Regions from separate parts of the Homo sapiens genome. Here region 2 is linked to region 1. Evidence: chromatin contacts called from ENCODE Hi-C data. All regions are on one chromosome and are shown on one strand. Each heading gives the region's core, a stretch centred on a gene start or an enhancer-like site at or near the end of the contact. The rest is flanking DNA. Distances are from core to core; before and after follow the strand shown.

What was found. A loop is a pair of places that touch in the nucleus more often than their neighbours do. Pooled maps may share reads with other maps.
Region 2: a map of ascending aorta shows a loop between it and region 1 (1.8-fold over the local background). The contact joins the promoter of LINC01333 here to the enhancer-like site in region 1. A Hi-C loop is called at or near these places in 2 of 168 maps with a recorded cell type or tissue (PC-9 and ascending aorta) and 5 of 50 pooled maps.

The regions. Positions count from the first base shown.
Region 1 is chr5:73,937,131-73,940,971 of GRCh38, forward strand. ARHGEF28 (Rho guanine nucleotide exchange factor 28) reads left to right here. Exons shown (of 36, transcript NM_001177693.2): 36 at 3,714-3,841. Among named protein-coding and RNA genes, the nearest start is that of LINC02122, 160 kb to the right of the region's middle. Within about 2 kb of position 1,626, at least 7 of the 41 ENCODE cell types and tissues checked have a DNase peak (open chromatin) inside an H3K27ac peak, as active enhancers do; they include PC-9, where a contact is called at or near this core.
Region 2 is chr5:74,319,468-74,323,308 of GRCh38, forward strand. LINC01333 (long intergenic non-protein coding RNA 1333) reads left to right here and starts at 2,120. Exons shown (of 5, transcript NR_197443.1): 1 at 2,120-2,390.

The DNA of each region.
Region 1 (3,841 bases), core at 376-2,875:
ATATCAGTGCTGTCTGCAGGTGTGTCTCTTGACAGTCTATTTCCTGTCCCACATGCCCACAAAGAAAAGGAATGGTGCCAGCCAAAATGTGGATACCTGTAATTTTTTGAAACCATGTTAGGAGACTAACTTAGACCCCCCACGGTGGTCCTCATAATGTGAGTATCGAAGTTTCCTGCAGAGGCTGAAATTTTAGTTTGTGAACAAAAGCTCAGTAATGTAGCAGAAAAAACTCTCAATCAAGATCCCACTTTTCTACTTGGTTTAGTCAGGCTTTGGGGCTTTTATGTGTTTTAGCTTATTTGCTCTAAAGGTTAATAATGCTCGCTCTGTTTAGTTTCCAGAGATAATGTTAGGGATCAAATTATTTCTTTTATGTCAAGAGGCAAAATTGTGTTGAGATACTTGGCTGAAATGTTTTTTTGTAGTTTGAGTTTTGTTTCATTATAATAATATTCGTTTTTAGTTGACCAAATTATGATTGTATTGCTATTTCCTTGCTTATTAGAAATATGTTATTACATTTTTATGTCCATCGATTTACAGGCAATTCGATCACAAATGAAACTGGGTGATTACTTTTATATAGCAAGAATTCTGCTTTCTGAGTCAGTGAGGTTTAATATTAACAAATGTTTTTTCAGTTTAGGGTTCTATATGATGATCATATTCTCTAGGGTAAAAAGTGTGGAAAAAGGTGGCTGGCCTTGAGAAATATACAATTGCTGTGCTGGTTCTTTCAGAGTTGAAATGGAGTAACAAAATCAGAAATCACCAAACGGTTTCTAATTTCAAAGACAGACTGTCTGACCTTGCCTACATAGTTCAGGTAGAAACCAAGAAGGAACATGGAGAAGGAAATTGAGTTCCCGTCCAGGTGACATACAACCACAACCACCTCCAGTAATACATCTGGAATTACAACATGGGCTGTTCACCTTAGGGCACAACAAGCTCTCACCTAGGAATGTGTTTCTCCTGTATTTTTATTCTTATTTGAAAAAGTTCTGATTAAACTTCTACACTACACCACACACACACACACACACACACACACACACACACACACAACTCCCCATCCCCATCCCCGTTCATTCTTGGTTCTGTATCTTCTTGAAGTAGAGCATACAATGTAACTTAAAAAAGAGTTATTTCTGATATATATTCAATTTGGCTGTTTTGAACAAGTCTTCTCTTGAAGCCATTAAGGGGATTTTCCATGTACCTCAAAATATCACTATTTTGAATTTTTTGCTCCATGTTTCACACCCCAGATGAAGAAAACCTACATAGATTAAGGGCTTCCAGTGTGTCCGGCATTGTCAGATGTGTCAGCAATGACCTCCCAGCTGCCTCATTCACTGGATGATTTTTCATCCTCAATGTAGTAATTTTTGTGCTCTGGCTGGCCCTTCTGTTGGTAAGGAGGCAGGACTGTTGTGGCTTTGGTGACCTGTTCAGTCTGCCAGTGTCTGCTCGATGGAAATTTGGGGGCATTTTTTTGAAGTTGTATAAAATTAAACATCAGCAATTTAGCTGTGCATATTTGTATTTAGAGGTGAAATAGCTTCAGTCTATGGCTGGGAAAAGGAATTGGAAGTGTGACTGCGTGTTGTGACCACAGGCATGCTTTGTCTCCCAGTGTGGTAAAATAGGATTCAGAGCATTCCAGGTTGATTTGTAATGTTGCCCTGACAAGGAAATCATTGCCTGGGAATATTTTTGTTCGCCCGATTAAGGGAGGTTCCTAGTTCTATAACAATTGCTGTGTCAGTTTTGAGAAGCTTAACATTAATATGTCTTTTTTTTTTTTTTTTGCCTTTGCTTTCTTCTTTTTTTTGGCAAGTGACTCTTCAAAATGTAGTATGTAAGGGAGGGAAAGTATTAAACATTGAGGATCTCTTAATTCAGAAAAGATGGCCAAGCCATTTTCAGCACAAAGAGAAATGAGAAGCACGAGAGTCTTGATCATTAGAGCAAGGAGTCATCACGTGGCTGCCATCCTCTGAGCGTAGATCCAGATCACTTCCTAGCTGCATGATGTGGGTCAGAATTTCACTAGCCTGAGCCTCGGTTTCCCAGCCTGTAAATTGTGGGTTTTAGCATTTTGAGACTTAGAGAGAGATGACGAATGTAAAAGACCTGGGACAACTCCTGTGCTCTGTAAATGGTGGCAGTTAGAGGCACCTTCTGCAGGTATGCTTTCAGTTGTTAGTGAGTTCCTGGAATTTGAGGTACAGCATTTAGGATCAGGGGCAGTAGAATCAAGCTTTGTGCCTATTGGCATCTAAAGGGTCAGGGATGGGCTAAGCCTTTGAGCAGAGCTGTGGTTGCAGCCTCACCCCCATGCCTCCCTACCTCTCTTCCTCCCCTCCCCTGCCTTGAGGGTCCTCCTTTGCTTCAGAGGCACAGTCCAGCCTTGGTGCAGCTCCTCCAGGGACCTTCATCGGCTCCTGTGGCCCTGGCTGCTCCTCCTCCATTGACCCACCTCCTACTGGAAGATGGGATGAAATGAGGTGTGGCAAGGCCACCATGTCCCCAAAGATGGAGCCTTCTGGGAAGAGTTTTCCTTTCATTCCTGCCAAGCCTTGCTTACTGCCTTCTCTAGCAACCAAAGATCCTTGTCAGGAGGGCAAAGGCCACAAGCATTTGTGTCATTGGAATGTCTGCACGTGTGTATATCCATCTAAATAATAGAGGCTTTGAAGAAAATGTGGCGAGGGTTACAATGGCCTCTTTTTTTTCTTTATGTTCTTTAAATTTTTTTTTAATTTTAATTTTTATAAGTTTGTAGTAGGTGTATGTGGCCTCTTCTTAATGACTGAAAAATAAGCAGGTGGGCCTCAGAGCTATTTGCCCTCCTTTCCCACCTGGACTTCCATTCCTACTCAGGTTTTTGTTCTAACACAAGCTGGTTATTTGTAATTTTGCCATATGGCTGAGCCTGAGGGTGAGTGGTCAGTGGAACAAGTGCAGGGAAAATGGTTTGCAGCAAGTGTCTTTCTTCAAATCAAGCCTCCCTTTTGTCTCTCCTTGAAAATATAATATTAGAGGATTTTATCAGAAAAAGGGAGAATACACAGTGTCCTGCTGTTGCTAGGTAACCAGAAAACATCAAACCCAGTCAGAGCTGAAACTGGCTTGATTTTCCCTAGGAACCTGGCTGCTCTTGCTGAGTACTTTGTGTAGTATTAACAGATCTGTGATTAACAGCATAATGGTGAGGCTGGAGGGTCTCCTTCATTCTTTCACTTTTTACCCCCACCCCTTGACCACATCAGTAAAGTGCCAAATATGTTATTTGAGCCTTGAAGTCAATTCTTGACTGACAGATATTCTGAGGGAAGGTGCTCTGCAGATGCAAATATAGTTGATTTACACATAGCTGGAGTATATACTGTATTTCCATGACTTTCACCCATTTTAAAAAATAAATGGGCATCCCTTTTTCAGCAATAGCAGCGGTTTAAGATCCCATGAACAGTAACCCATATTTAGTCACAGGAGACATTTGTGCACACAATCGAACATATCTTAATGATATTGATGAATGATTTTGACACCTATTATGTTCCTTTCTCATTGGGCTTGGCCATTCTGTGGCTGACTATATGGGCACTGCATTTCCTAATCTTAGAGAGCTCTAACGCCAAGACATCTGCCTTGTACATCTCAGGTGGCCTCCTGTAACCTGTGCTGTCTGTTTCTTGCAGATTTGGACACCTCCCACACTGAGTCCCCAACCCCCCATGACTCAAATTCACACCGCCCTCAACTGCAGGCGTTTATAACAGAAGCAAAGCTAAATCTACCGACAAGGACAATGACCAGACAAGATGGG
Region 2 (3,841 bases), core at 870-3,369, 380 kb after region 1:
AGAAATTCGAAATGCCTGTGCACTGCTGGTGGGAATGTTAAATGCTGCAGCCACTCTGAAAAGCAATATGGTGGCTCCTCAAAAAATTGAAAATAGAATCACCATATGATGTAACAATTCCATTTCTGGGTATATACCCAAAAGAATTGAAAGCAAGGTCTTGAAGAAATATTTGAACACCCACATTTATAGCAGTATTATTCACAATAGCCAATTGGTGGAAGTAACCCAAATGTCCACCCGTGGATGAATGAATAAACAAAATGTGGTACATATGTACAACAGAATATTATTCGGCCTTAAAAAAGGAGGAAATTCTGACACACACAACAATATGGATGAAGCTTGAGGACATGATGTTAAGTAAGATAAGCCAGTCATAAAAGGAAAAATACTGTATGAGAGTTACAGACAGAAAGGAGAGGGGTGGTTGATAATGTGAAGTTGTTGTTTAATGGGTACCGAGTTTCTGTTTTGCAAGATGAAAACGGTTCTGGAGACTGGCTACACAACAATATGAATGTATTTGACACTACCGCACTGTATAACTCAAAAATGGCTAATATGATCAATTTAATGCTATGTACATTTTACCACAATTTTAAATGTTTGTAATTTTTCAAAAAAGAGAACTACAACCATGGGCCCACGGAGTGTTTTGCATGTGAAGCATCACCCAGCACACATGCACAGTGGAGAAACTACTTTAGACAACGGAGTATCGGGAAGTTGTGGAGTATCGCTAAGACCGTCTTTTCTTACCCTCCTTTTTCTTCATCTCCTTCCTCATAGTCTATGAAAATTTATCACCAAAGCCTATTATTTGCAGAATCTTGCTGACTTGCCCTTTCTTTTCTGCCAGTGCAATCTCCATCCTCTCATAAAATCTACATTCTAACTCATCTCCTTGATTCTAGTTTTTCCTTCCCCTCCAATTCTTTCCTATGCCACTCCCATTGAAGTGTTTCTAAAACAGCCCTTATCCCGTATCTTTAGCTTGTCCAATAAGATATAAGAATTCCTCTTGAATCATTGCACCGGGTCTAACCTCAATACCCTTTACGAGCAGACCCTGTTCCTGTTGCTTCCTTCCACGAACTTTCATCCTAGCTGGAACAGATTCTTCACCAGTCTCACCTCTGTGCCTCATGCTAAATCTCCCCATCTTGAAATACAGTAGATCCCTGGTTTCATGTATTCGAAAGCCACCTGTAAGGCCTATGGCCTGTTCTTACCTGTCATGAATCTAAGCCCTGCACCCTGGAGTGGAGGCATGAGTGAGTCACTCTGCTAGGAGGGAAACTGCCACCCTCTGCATCTCAACATTGCCTTGTGGTTCTCTGCTTGTCATTTCGGAGGCAAAAACTCTCTTTGTGTTTCTGTTGTGGAAGAAATTATCATGATATTGGTGTAATTAGAAGCTCACAAATATCAGGGACCTATCAGACTTTCTTATTCTTTTCCACAATTTAAGCTTTTCCTCCTTCTAGAAGCCTTTCCCAGTGACTCTGACACTTGGTGTTTTCTCTCCTTTCTCTTTTCCAATGGCAAGAAAGGAACCTCTGACCCGCAAACAGGTAGCATAAGCTTCTATATGTTATCTATCTGATATAGTTTCTAAATTAATTTAGTTGAATAAACCTCACCACTTCAACCACAGTGTAGACTTTTTTGAAGATTAGAAACCAGGTCCTTACATCTCTTGCCTTCACATCACCAAGCACAAAGCTGGACACATTGCAGGTGCTCAATAAATATCATAAATTGTTGATCTAGAAACAGCACACTAAGGTCTCAAAAGAGTACATGAGAGCCATGGAGAAACAATGCGGTATAGTGATCCTCCTAGAGAGACACGTGTCTCCGAGGAGACATGGCCCCTTTCAAACAGCCACCTCAGTTCTCTTTTACTGCCCTATCCTTTCGCCGGGTTTCTCCTTTCAACCTTGAGAGATAACTGACATGGGCTTAGGATACTCAGTCATTCTGGAATTCTGTATCAGCACTGAAACATGAGTGGGGAAATTCTAAGAAATTTACTTCTCTTTTTCTTTTCATATTTTCCTCATTCCAAAGTGGAACTAAATCGAGGTTCCCTAGCAACCCAGGGCTCTGTGAAGATTCATTATTCTATAAAATCCCACCACCTTACAAACACAAAATGTTACAAGTTGCCCAGTCACCCCGGCTTCTGAGATGAAGAATATTATTGAAGTCAAATCTGGTGGCTATCACACTCCATGGAACTTGGGGCAACATTTAGGTACCTCTACCCAGGAAAGAATCTCTGAGAAATAGGTGGCAGTTTCTCTAGCAGCATAAGAAGAACCTTGATAAGCATCATCCTTAAGTCCTGACAGCAGTGGATGACTAGTCAGGAACCTGTCCAGGTAAGCGCACACCCTAGCAGGGCTCTGCTAAATGGCTCCAATGGCTCGGAGGCCTTACTGAACACTAGGGATTGATTTCTATTGAAAACCAAAAGGAAAATGAGAAACAATCGAAATCAGGGCTCCTTCCAACCCTGGCTCAATAGCCCTTTGTTTTGCATATTCTCTATGCAAGATGGTGAAATGTAGAGATACAATTAGAATATCAAGGCTAATGAAACTAATCATTTCAAATTAAGCCCATATACAACTGTGGCACCACAAAACTGCCTTCTCATCTCTGCTATCCTGGGGGAACATCCCAGATGCACAGGAAAAATTAGCTGTCTTTTCTGGAAATTAAAATGGTAAAATGCCTGATGCACAGAACATACTTCACAAATCTTAAGTGAGCCAAACGAGGCTTTTATCCCCTGACAGCAATCTTTCATGAGCTGGACAACTGTCCCCAGTGTGAGGCAGTGAAGTCTGGCTAGCACTCTGCACACAGGAATATCAAGGCCCCTTTTCCCTTTCATGCTTTGCCTCCTCAACCATACTCTCCCCTTTGTAATATCTCTGTCACTAAGGAAACCATGGTAACATCAGTGCTTCTGTTGAGCACAGTGGTCACTCAAAAGAGGCAGAGTGAGTTCAGCCTATCATTTGAGATCCGAGTATGATTGGGGAAATATCCTGAAATAGTCTATGATTTGAAGAAATGGATAGATGGCTAGAATAACATGCTAGATGGTAGTCAAGTTACTAACTGCAGAATTGATTTGATAAAATTCTCATCGTGTCTCCTGACTTAGGAGAAATATTGGGTCTGATGAATGGGTAAAATTCCCAGGTGAAAAGAATTTGGTCTGTAAGATTTGGCAGCACCCTGAGGTTTGCCATATCTGATGGCCTGGCTTTAGTGGCAGCACCTAGTGAAGGCCCAGGTGTCCTTCTGACAACCTTTACCACCTACCGTTTTGTCCTTACTTATGTTGAATCACTACACACAGGCTGTTGAATTCAGCTGTCTGTGGAGAAATTATACCAACCACATGGTTAGACAGAAGGAATACAATATATTGCTTAATTTGTATCTGAAAGCTAAGCAACATGGAAAAAAATCAAGCATGCTCAGTCACTTCCATGAGGACAAACGAAGACACTTCAAGGTAACCTTAGACAAAACACGTATTAATCTATAATCAGATGCCATTCAAAATAATAAGAGACATTGACCTGAATCTTAGAGCTGATGCAACTGAGTGTGTCACCTCAGTATTCAACCAGTAGGGGGTTGTTTATGGGGAGGGCTTCGGCTTGCCAATTAGAAGTCTTGGCTGATTCTAGCACTTTCTTGGCTGATTCTAGCACTTTCTGCAGGTTCTCTTTCTGCAGGTCAGTTACTTTGTTTGTAAAAGTGTACTCCTTCTTAGTAGCTATCAACTCCTTCTTGGTAGGGTTATTTCTTT